Regions from separate parts of the Mus musculus genome. Here region 2 is linked to region 1. A link is a contact called in ENCODE Hi-C data. All regions are on one chromosome and are shown on one strand. The core of a region is the stretch at or near the end of the contact, and the rest is flanking DNA. Distances in the headings are between cores, read along the strand shown.

What was found. A loop is a pair of places that touch in the nucleus more often than their neighbours do.
Region 2: a map of heart shows a loop between it and region 1 (6-fold over the local background). The contact joins the promoter of Nras here to the promoter of Gdap2 in region 1. A Hi-C loop is called at or near these places in 2 of 37 maps with a recorded cell type or tissue (T-helper 17 cell and heart).

What each region holds. Positions count from the first base shown.
Region 1 is chr3:100,158,968-100,164,718 of GRCm38, forward strand. Gdap2 (ganglioside-induced differentiation-associated-protein 2) reads left to right here and starts at 3,496. Exons shown (of 14, transcript NM_010269.3): 1 at 3,496-3,698. Wdr3 (WD repeat domain 3) reads right to left here and starts at 3,440. Exons shown (of 27, transcript NM_175552.5): 1 at 3,377-3,440; 2 at 2,053-2,255; 3 at 799-1,008. The coding sequence starts at 2,223.
Region 2 is chr3:103,054,323-103,059,856 of GRCm38, forward strand. Nras (neuroblastoma ras oncogene) reads left to right here and starts at 3,963. Exons shown (of 7, transcript NM_010937.2): 1 at 3,963-4,118; 2 at 4,583-4,710. The coding sequence starts at 4,600. Csde1 (cold shock domain containing E1, RNA binding) reads left to right here. Exons shown (of 19, transcript NM_001161854.2): 16 at 333-511; 17 at 1,027-1,190; 18 at 2,023-2,155; 19 at 2,564-3,864. The coding sequence ends at 2,611.

The sequences.
Region 1 (5,751 bases), core at 2,246-4,745:
AAAAAAAAAAAGGCGTGCGCCACCACTGCCTGGCGTGTTTTTATCTTTTGAGAATTTCATATATTTTTTATATTCTTCCCCTGAACATTCTGAGCCACCCAGCTTCATTCTCTTTCTCCTTTTAAAAACAAACCAACAACATAAAGAGCAGCAACAGCAAACCAGAGCCTGATATGTGTTGGCCAACCACCCCAGCACAGGGTCTGCCCGGAGCCTGGCTGATACAGCCAGTGTCACTCCACTGAAGAAAACTGATTTTCCTCTCCCAGTGGCTACAATTGCAAATAGTGCATTTCCTCCTCTGTGCTGGGAAAACAATGATCTTTTCTTTGCCTTCTTTGAGAGAGGGTCTCACTGTGTATCCCCAGAGACAAAGCTTGGCTGACTGGCCTCTACTTCAGAGCAATGCAGGTGCCCTGAATCTTGAGTGCTGGGATTAAAGGTGTGCACCAGCACACCTGGCTTTAACTCATCAACCTGTAAAACAGATTCATTGGCAAACTATAACCATCTTCTTTTCTAATCTTCCTGGTTATATAGTTTGGGGTCCCTCTTCCACAGTGATAGATTCCAGAGTACCTCTGTGTTATTCTTTCATGCCACAGACTTTTATCAGAGAACAGAACAGGAAACAAGTAGAACACTCCCTCATACGCACCCATCCTCCTCACTCTTTCTCCCAAATGTATAGTAGCTTGGACACGGAGAATCCAACCCATCTCATAGCACAGTTTATGAGAATAATCTGCTCCTATATTAAGTGTGAGAAACAACCCTGGGCACCTGTCTGAGGCTCACCTTAGACCCAGAAGCCAGCCTGCCTCCTAGCTGATCGTACTTTAAGCTGGTGACAGCTGCTTTGTGTCCATTGAAGGTTATGTTTCCTTCACCACTGAGGAGGCTGAAGATTCGGATGGCTCCATCCTCATAGCCAACAGCTAGATGCAGCCCATCTGGGGAAGGACACAAGCAAGTGACTTCTTGTTTATTCCCCTGAAGGATAAGGATCTGAAATCATAAAGATGAAAACCAACTCAGAAGCGTGAGGCATGTAACAAGACAGCAGCACAGGAATGACCTCAGTACATACACATATCAACACATAACACATACACATATCAACACATAACACATATCAACATATAACACATATTACACATATCAACATATAACACATACACATATCAACATATAACACATACACATATCAACATATAACACATAGTACACATATCAACATATAACACATACACATATCAACATATAACACATACACATATCAACAATTTCCAGTCACTGATACACGAGGATAAAACTTGACAAGCAAAGACCATAAGCTCCTCAAGAGGTCATCACGTCCTCTCAAGCTTGGTGCTGGTGTGTATGCAAATGATCCAGGCAATGAGCTAAGTTAGCAACTTTGTATCCCAGTGATTTCTGATACAGAGCTATAAACTCATCCTTGTTGTAACTCAACCTACAGTACTAACAGTTTCATCCCAAGAAGAAGCTCTGGGTAGCAACAGGCTTCTATATATTTACATCTATAAATCTATATGTAACTCATCTCACCTCCTGGGAGTCACACAGTAAAGAGGGATAATTTATCTCTTTGTGCTTAGCAAGAAAGGAATAGCTTCTGTCACAGTCAAAGCAGAGTGAAGCAACCAATGAATCTCATCAGTTATGGTTAAGAGAAGGACTGCACAACACAGCAGAATGACAGTCCTTTGAAATTCTACTGCTTTACAGCTGGCTGTGAGAACAAGCAGAACATGAAAAGCAGAACCGGTCGACAAAAGTAGAAGTTAATAATGGCTAAGAATAATAACCCATGAAAACGAACACACCCATTTAAGCAAACTCCTGCTTGGCTGTGACTTTCAGAACACAACAGAATCTGGTGCTAGCCGTCTAGAAAAATAAAAGGGAAGTGATCTCTTGGGGGACTCACACACAAATGAGTGCAGGCAGGTCAGTCAAGGCTCTCCCACTTCACCCTTCCAAGAGTCGGTGTCATTTAACGGTGTCCATTTCTTATTTCTGACTTACCTTCTCGCCTTTCCTTAAGTCCCAGATAAAAACGTGTTCACAGGCGGGTACTGCCACATAGCGTCCTTTCTCACCACGGAGTGTCACAAAAACAATGTTACCTTTTTGGCTGCCAATCAAGCCAAAGACAGCACTAGCCACATAGCGCAGATACTGTTTAGTAAGCCCCATGCTGGGCTGTCTGATGACACCGGGAAGGCAATCTGTGTAAATAAACAAAATTCAGTTTTTGCAATACAATGACTCTGCACAGCTAACAAACAGGAACCTTTTTTTTTTACATGATCAAAAGCATGTAACTTGGCACAGATGGTAAAGTACCTGCTGTAGTACCCGCACCCACACATAAGGCCAGGCACAGAAAAATGCAGGTCTATGACCCCAGCACAGGGAAGGCAGAGAGAGAGATTCCTGGGATTCGAAGAGACCCTGTGTGTAGATCAGAGGAAGCCCAGAGTGAATGGGTCCTGCTGACATGAATGTAGCCATGTCAAGGACTTCAATGCCCCAGACCAATAGGAGAGGCATCATGGTCCTTTGGTTCAAGTGGGATGTTTACAGTGTTCCAGAAAATGTTCACCATAGCCTTCTTCCCTCCCACCACACCACCATGTGTACTGACTGAAGACTGCTCCCCACAGACTGTCCCTATTGCAATTAGATATTATCTCTATACAATCACCCTGTCTCCTTGTTCAGTTGTAAGCAATAATCCCCTCTTCATTTTCAACTGTATATAATAAGCTCGCAGAGCTTATGGGGCTGCTGCAGTTCCTCTATCCAAAAGCTCAGACCAACCGATCTCAGCTTTTATGCATGTGTGTTCATGTGTCTGCCTTTTCTACCCAGTTTTCTCTTCCCTGCACTTTCATCTCCAGTTTGTCTTCAACGAGCTGCTGCACTGGTTTTCTATCTAGCACTTCCACGTCCACGATTTTCGCTTCAAGTCATAGTAACACGCTTGTTTATCGTTTTCACATGCACTGTACCTACCCGAGGGCTTTAAAGCTTATTTCTCAAATAACTTCGCTTGTTTTCCTTCCTGCGACCTGGTCACTCTCAAACTATCCCCCGCACCTAAGTTTCTATTGCACATCATCCCCGAAATAATCCAAGGAAATCGGGCAGTTCCAGCAGCCTCGCACTCCGGCCCGGGGGCAGCGCGCGGCCTCTGGGTTCTGCGATGCAGACGGCCGCGGCAAAGGGCTTCTCCCCGGCCTCCCTAGTGCCCTTAGCGCGGAGTCCCTCGCCGCGTCGGCTCACCGTGAACACCACTGTGCGGGGAACCGCGCCCCGCGATCCCTAAAGAGCCAGCAACACTCACCTCACTCTCCACGAGGCTCCAGCAGACAGCGCTGCCTACGAGACCCGCCACTTCCGGTCCGATTGGAAGTTTCTTCCGCCCGGCGTTTCCCTTACCTTCTAGGCGGAAGTGACGGCAGAGCGCTGTGATTGGGTGGCGTGGCGGAGAGGAAGCGGGTACCTTCGCTGTCAGATCGCTGTCGCCAGTCACCCTGGCCTCTGGAGACCGGTTCGCTTCAGCCTCCGCCTCTGGCAAGCAAAGTGTACGGATGTCATCCGCCTGAATTCTGCCACGGATCTGAGTGAGCTGCGGGCCGCCGCCCGGATGGGCCCGCCCGAGCGCTGTGAGAGAAGGGCGAAGCCGGGAAGGGAGGGCGACACAGTCGGGTGCGGCGGCTGGGAGGGATTGGGCTGGCGGGTCCTCCCGGGCTTTGGGCTTCGCACTCAGGGTAGGTTGGGTCGCCAAGCTCTGGGGACGCAGGTCCCCGGGATTTGCTGGGACGCGGTGCTGCGAGCAGCCCTGCGGGTGGCGGCTCTAGCAGAGTCCAGCCCGTCCTATAAATCGGGTTCCCTGTGGTCAGACGCTGAGCCCAGGATGCTGAGTTGTAAAAAGACCCCGCAGTCCCTGGAGTGACATTGACCTGGCTTTGTGTTTCCGCTTTCAGGTCACTTGAGAGGGAAGTGACCCTGGGCTTACTGGTCCTTAATTGTAGACTGAGACTGAGCCACTCTGTTAACGAGGAAATTAGCTTTTCTTCTCTTGCCCCCTTTTATCCTTGGGCTGGTCTAGAAGTTTTAGAAACGAGGTCTGATGTCTGTAGCTGTCTATATAACTGTACGTATAACTATACAAAAGAATTGATCCCTGCCATGGTTTACTGAACCTCTGTAGCCAACCTAGAAATTAGACATGTAGACAATTGTAGCTGACAGGTAGACTTGTCTTCCTTATTTTTTTTTTTTTTTTTTTTTTTTTTTTTGAGACAGGGTTTCTCTGTGTAGCTCTGGCTGTCCTGGAACTCACTTTGTAGACCAGGCTGGCCTCGAACTCAGAAATCCGCCTGCCTCTGCCTCCCAAGTGCTGGGATTAAAGGCGTGCGCCACCACGCCCGGCCTTTCCTTTTTAATTTTAGCTACTATTTACTGGGTAAGATTTTCTTAGTGATTTAAAACATGTCCAGCTCATCCTCTGTGTTTAAGAAAATTGTTTTGAAAGAAGAATCATTTGTAGTGGGTTGGATGAAAAGAAGGCAAGAAATCGTGATGATAAATTTATTCCAGGCTGGGGAGGAACATTTGGATAGATGTGTATGGACCCTACCTCCTGTAGATGCTGTGCATTTCCTTGTTAGAGATGGGAGATGTGTGCTTTGGTGGGGAAACAGTTTAGAAGATTTCAGGCCTGCCCAACCTTTAGACATTGCCAATTGATGTTGTCATCTTTGGTCGTGGGATCAAAGCCAGGTTTTGTCCACAACTTTAATACCAGCACTGGAAAGCCAGCCTGGTATGATATAGAGTGCTGCATCTAGCATCCCTATCACCACCCCTCCTTAGACAGAGTCTCACAAAGGCCCTGTTCTGGAGCTCTCTGAAGACCATGTTGTCCTTGAGCTCACAAAGATCCACCTGCCTCTGCCTACAGCATGCAGGAATTAAAGGCGTGTACTGGCCCGCCAGGCTAAACTAGCACACCTTAATCTTACATATTTTCTTATCCAGTACTTTAAGATACATTTTCTTATCTAGTACTTGAAGAACAACATTATTATTTTAAGTTTCAAATTGCACTCTGTATGAAGACTTGCAACTGAAGCATGCTCTGGTGTGTTTAATATGTAGGTGACACTGCTAATTCACCGGAAAACATGTGTTTTGTATGTTTTTTTGAATGATGATTTACAGTTTACCTGGGACCATTGATGAAGGTTAGAGGTCTGTTTTATTATAATGTATTTATTTGCTGATATAGGTGAGCACGGACATGTTTTCATCTGAGCAGCTTCCATTTGCATAAAGTAACTCTTGTAAATATAATTGATTTGGCATCAGGATGAATATGGTGGGTGCTTTCACCCTTATATATCCTGGGCATTTAAATATTGAAATACAGAGCCATAAAGAATAATAAACCTGTTATTTGCCAAAAGCAACAAACAAGCTGCTTAATTATTAGAGGTCAGATTCATGGTCCAACTCTATGTGTTTCCCAGACTTAGCTCACCTGTGTAAACATTTGACAGTCATCTTCTCCTCTTAGTTGGTTCTCACTCTCCCCCCCCCCCGCCCTTTTTTTAAGTGGCACCATTCATTTTGTTTTATTTTGTTGAGATAAGATAATTCTGGCTGTCCTAGAACTAGGACAGCTGGGCCTCAAATTCACTGAGCTCAACCTGC
Region 2 (5,534 bases), core at 2,713-5,212, 2.9 Mb after region 1:
CGGTGGAGCAGATGAGAAGAGAGCCTGGTTTATAGCCCTGAACTCTTAAGGAGTCTGAATCATAACAACAAAAAAATCCTTTTATCTGTATCTGTTTGCCTGTGTTTTGCTAGATTGCCACCTGGGTTTTTTTTATTTTTGTTTGTTTAGTTTTGTTTTTGGCTGGTTGTTTCATAATGCATTTTAGAAGTTAGTGTTAGGATTTGTCCTTGTTTTGTTGCTTGTTTCCATGTTAATCTTTAAGGTAAAACTTTTAAGTTTAAAGAAAATAATAAGGTAACAAAATGTATTTCTAGTGTGTATATTTAGATTTTGTACTGTTTTGCTTACAGGGGATATGAAAGGTGAAGTGTATCCTTTTGGCATAGTTGGGATGGCCAACAAAGGGGATTGCCTACAGAAAGGGGAGAGTGTCAAGTTCCAGTTGTGTGTACTTGGCCAAAATGCACAAACTATGGCCTACAACATCACACCCCTTCGTAGGGCTACTGTGGAGTGTGTGAAAGATCAGGTAATTAAGTGCTATGTCTCTGGATGTGCAGTCTGTCCTGAACTTGGTCAGGGAAAGTCATCAGCCAATATTTACTTGCTTGCTTGCTTGCTTACTTGTTTATTTTTAAGACATGGTTTCTCTATGCTGTTTTGGCTGATCTGGAATTCACCCTCTTGAGTACTGGCATTTAAACTTTCATGGATGTCTCAGTTTTTTAGACTTTATTGCTTTGGGACAAGGGATAAAGTAACAACATTAGTGAGGAGAAAATAAGTGTGATTATTAATAATGTCACTTGGTGGGGATTGTCTTAGTCATGCTTAGAATAGAATGAATGGCAGTTGTTTCAGAGGTATGACTTTCCTGATGAATTCTATCATACACCAGCTGAATTTAGCTCATCATTAGTAATGCCATGTTTTCTAAGTCCTTTCTAATTAGGGTTAGCATTATCTTTCAAAGTGAATTGCTCTTCCTTTCTGTGGTATGTGTTCTCCATTGTAAATTTTGTTTTGTGTGTGCTCTTTTTCCAGTTTGGCTTTATTAACTATGAAGTAGGAGATAGCAAGAAGCTCTTTTTCCATGTGAAAGAAGTTCAGGATGGCGTTGAGCTACAGGCAGGAGATGAGGTGGAATTCTCAGTGATCCTTAATCAGCGCACTGGGAAGTGCAGTGCCTGTAATGTCTGGCGAGTCTGGTGAGTTTCTATGGTTTATTATGGTTGGAAATAACTGCTCTGAGTTCATCCCTCACTCATTCATGCATTCTGTGCTTTCTTTGCCACTCTCCTCTGGCTGGGTTTAGTAGGAACTATTTTACACTTCTATCTCTATCTAATTTTGTCTTTTTCTGCTAGTCATTGCTTTGTTTGAGATAGGTCTCAGTTTTATATCCGTGACTTACCTTACTTTCAGCTTGCTGCCATGTGCCACCATATCTATTTTTCTATCTCTGGTATTTATTGTCTGGCTTTGAGTCCTATAACCCTGACCTGAGAAACACTTAGGTACTATGATGCGTTAGCACTGTGTGTGCTGTAGCTTAAATACTAAACGGTTATATGATCCTTGTACTTAAGAGTTTAGCTTATTGGCTCGCTCTTTCTGTCTACTCACTTTTAGACTTTGTGCTGCTGAAATGTTTGAGATAGGTCTCAGTTTTATACCTTAGTCATTCTAACTTATGCTATTAGGTTTTTAATCTCAACATTGTTCCTTTAAGAGATAGGAATCTAGACCTATTTCTTCATATTTGGCTTTTTTTCAAGATTTTTTTTTTTTAACATCTTTTACCTTGTTTTGTGTATCTGGAATTAGTCTCTCTGTTGACAAGTCTAGGATTCTTTATAGCTCCAATGCTGTTGAAACTCTGAGCTGGGAAGTATATATAAACTTGTCTGTCTTGTCTTGCTAGCTAAGATGAGGCAAGAAGAGTCTCCCTCATTAAAAGTGAGTCATTTGGGTAGGGAACATACAACTGCTTGCCTTCTTCCCAGCAATTGTTGGTTCTTCTCACTTTCACTCTTACAGTGAAGGCCCCAAAGCTGTTGCAGCTCCTCGACCTGACCGGTTGGTCAATCGCCTAAAGAACATCACCCTGGATGATGCCAGTGCTCCACGTCTAATGGTTCTTCGTCAGCCAAGGGGACCAGATAACTCAATGGTATGATTTCATTAGGGATGTGAGGGAGGTCAACTAATAATCTTACTTGAGCTTAAAGAAGTTAGTGAAGCAAGCAAGGGTTGCTTATCACTAATTTGGACTCCCTAACACATTAATTCAGACCCTAATAGAGTAGATGCTTTCTATAAGAAGCACTTCTTTCCGTTTTGAGATAGGGTCTCATATGTAGATTAGAGTGGCCTTGAACTCCCCACTCTCTGCTTTGCCCATGGTAGGATAACTGATTACACCAAGAAGTGCATTTCTTGGTATATTCTATTTAATAAGTTTCTTACTCTTAGGAGAGAATTGGTAGTGGATATGATAAATACTTTCATAGTTGATTTTAGAATTGTATGTTGTGATTGTCAATACACTCAAATCATTAACTGTTATATTTCTTCATAGGGATTTGGTGCAGAAAGAAAGATCCGTCAAGCTGGTGTCATTGACTAACCACGTCCACAAAGCACATCATTAATTCACTATGGTCGAGTTGGGGGGATTCTGGTGAAGGGTTCTGAATATCTTTCTCTTCATCCCTCCCAAAATCTGGAATACTTATTCTATTGAGCTATTACACCAGTTTTAACACCTTCCTCGTGTTATGTTTAAAGAAAAAAATAAATAAATTTAAGAAACCATTTTAAAATTATGCACAGTTGCAGCCTGGAAAACTTAAAGGTGGCGCCTTATAGTGTCAATTTAGGAGCTTTATTTGGTGCATTTAACGCAACTGGTAATTGCAAATTCCACTTGGCCTGTGTAAGTGAACAATGCAGACTGTTACTTTGTTGGCCCTATGAAATTCTGCACTCTAGTCAGTATATACTCTACCTTCATGACTTAACACTCAGCTGCATTCTTTTCCTATTTTTTCCCTGTTCATTATGCTTTAATTCTGAGGACCATATGAAGGTAGAATATATTACCTTTAAAAATTGCAAAAATTTATATAGCAAACGATATTCTTAAGTTGATGGCCAAATGTTAAAATGTTATTTTCATATCATTTATAATCTTGTCACAATCCACTTAACGAAGTTTGATTACATTTCAGTGAAAATTATCTTCCCGAGTAGTTTTTTTTTTTTTTTCTTCCTGGGATGGGGGGGGTAAATAACTTTACTACAATTAGTATGTGTGGTGCAGAATTTCATGCAAATGAAGTGTGCCAGCAGTGTGATAATTTAAACATATTTAAACAAAAGACGAATGCACAAAATTGCTGCTGCTTAGATCACTGCAGCTTCTAGGACCCAGTTTCTTTTACTGATTTAAAAACAAAATGAACAAAAAAATAATAATAATAAAAAAGTTGTGCCTGAAATGAATCCTGTTTTTTTTAATAAATAGCCCCGTGGTTCCAGTGCCCTGTTCAATACAGGCACTTGATCCTTGGTGTAGCTTCTGTTCAACTTTGTATCACGGGAACGGATTGGCCTGATTTCTCGGCCTTCATCTTGAATTGGCCCCAAACAGGGTCCCTGGCAAGTGGAGTGAAGGCTTTTTGTCTAACAATGACAAGGGTCAGCTCAGGGGTTGTCGGGGAGGGCGCTTTCATCTTCCCCGTTGTCATTTGAGGTTTTGAACTCTGGGTAAAGAGGCCGTTTATCTTTGTAAACACAAAACATTTTTGCTTTCTCCGGTTTTATGTTAATGGCGAAAGAATGGAAGCGAATAAAGTTTTACTGATTTTTGAGACACTAGCACCTAGCGCTTTCATTATTGAAATGGGGGCGGGGCGGGGCTGGACTGGGTGCGGCCGGCTGCAAGACTCTAGTCGTCGGCCCACGTGGCTGGGGCGGGGACTGGGGCGCCTTGGGCGCCTAGTGATTACGTAGCGGGTGGGGCCGGAAGTGCCGCTCCCTGGCGGGGGCTGTTCATGGCGGTTTCGGGGTCTCCAACAGCTTCTCAGGTTGAAGTCCAAAAGCCTCCCGAGGCGGGGTCTGCGGAGTTTGAGGTAAAGCTCCGGCCTGCCTGGCGTCGGACTTCTCAGCGTGTGAACGCCTGGCGGGGCGGGGAGACGCGGAGACTTGGCGAGCTGAAACAAAGGCTTGGGTGGGGGACTCTGGCTGGCTCTGGGGTGATTTTCGGAGCCGGAAAGGGGAGTTTCGGGAAGTGGTTGTGCCAGGCGGACCCCAGAGCTTGGGTTTGCAGGAATTGGAAGAGGGGGGTTCTTTTCCCGTAAACTGAGGGCGGGGCCGAGTAGATTGAAAAAATAGTCGCTGGTCTTTAATCCAATAATCTGGCCCGCACTCATCTGCAAGGAATGCTATGTTTCTGAATCACTTTGAGAACTTAGTGGAAGGCCACGTGTATCGAATGGGTGCCTTAGAAACAGAAGAGTTTGGTAAACTCATAGAAGCCCTTGAAGTATTGTAGGTTTGGTTTGCCAGTTTAATCGTAATTGCTGCTTTTCTACAGGTTTTTGCTGGTGTGAAATGACTGAGTACAAACTGGTGGTGGTTGGAGCAGGTGGTGTTGGGAAAAGCGCCTTGACGATCCAGCTAATCCAGAACCACTTTGTGGATGAATATGATCCCACCATAGAGGTGAGGCCCAGCCCCTGCCTGGCCCTTATCCTCACTTTGGGCTTTCTCTTGCCCATAACGGCTCTTTGAAAGTAAAGAGAAGAGAAAGCAAGGAGGTATTCCAAAAAAGCAGTAAACAAGTTCGTGCTTACTGAGGATTTCCTTTTAAAAGAACACAGTTTTCATTGTTTCTTTATGTCACAGCTCTTTAATAGAAACGTAGGTCACAAGGAAAAAGATTGTAGGCGATCATACAGTGAGGATAGAGAACTCAGAGCTCTGGATAGTCTGAAGTTGTCATTTTTGATCTAGTCCAGATTGAGTTGGGGTAGAAACAAGTTGAGATTTTGAGTCATTGTATCTAGGAATTTCTTCACAATTTAGTTACGGATATTGAGGAAAATCACCTAAATCCTTACAAGTCTCATATTTCTATATGACGTTAAATTTCTATCACTTCCCTGGGATTAATGGTGCAGGTATGTATAAGTCCAATTTGTAAGCATTCAAGAGGCTGAGGGAGGAGGTTTCAATTTCTAGGCTTGCCTGAACTACTTACTGAGGCCCTGTTTACAAAAACCAAATATTTTTTTCATGTGTAAACCTGTTCTAACACACAGGAATGTTAGTTAAATTCAGATGTCTACACAGGTTACATTTTAATATATTCATGAAACAAAATATAAGCACATTTCCAAAACCACAGATAAGGTCTTCTAAGTTTGGACTATTATATAATAAAAATAAGAATTTGGCCATAAATCCATACTAGATGTTTCTGGTTTTGTTATTTTTTATTAGTGGTTTTGTTTTCTTTGGTTTTTTGTTTTTGTTGTTGTTGTTGT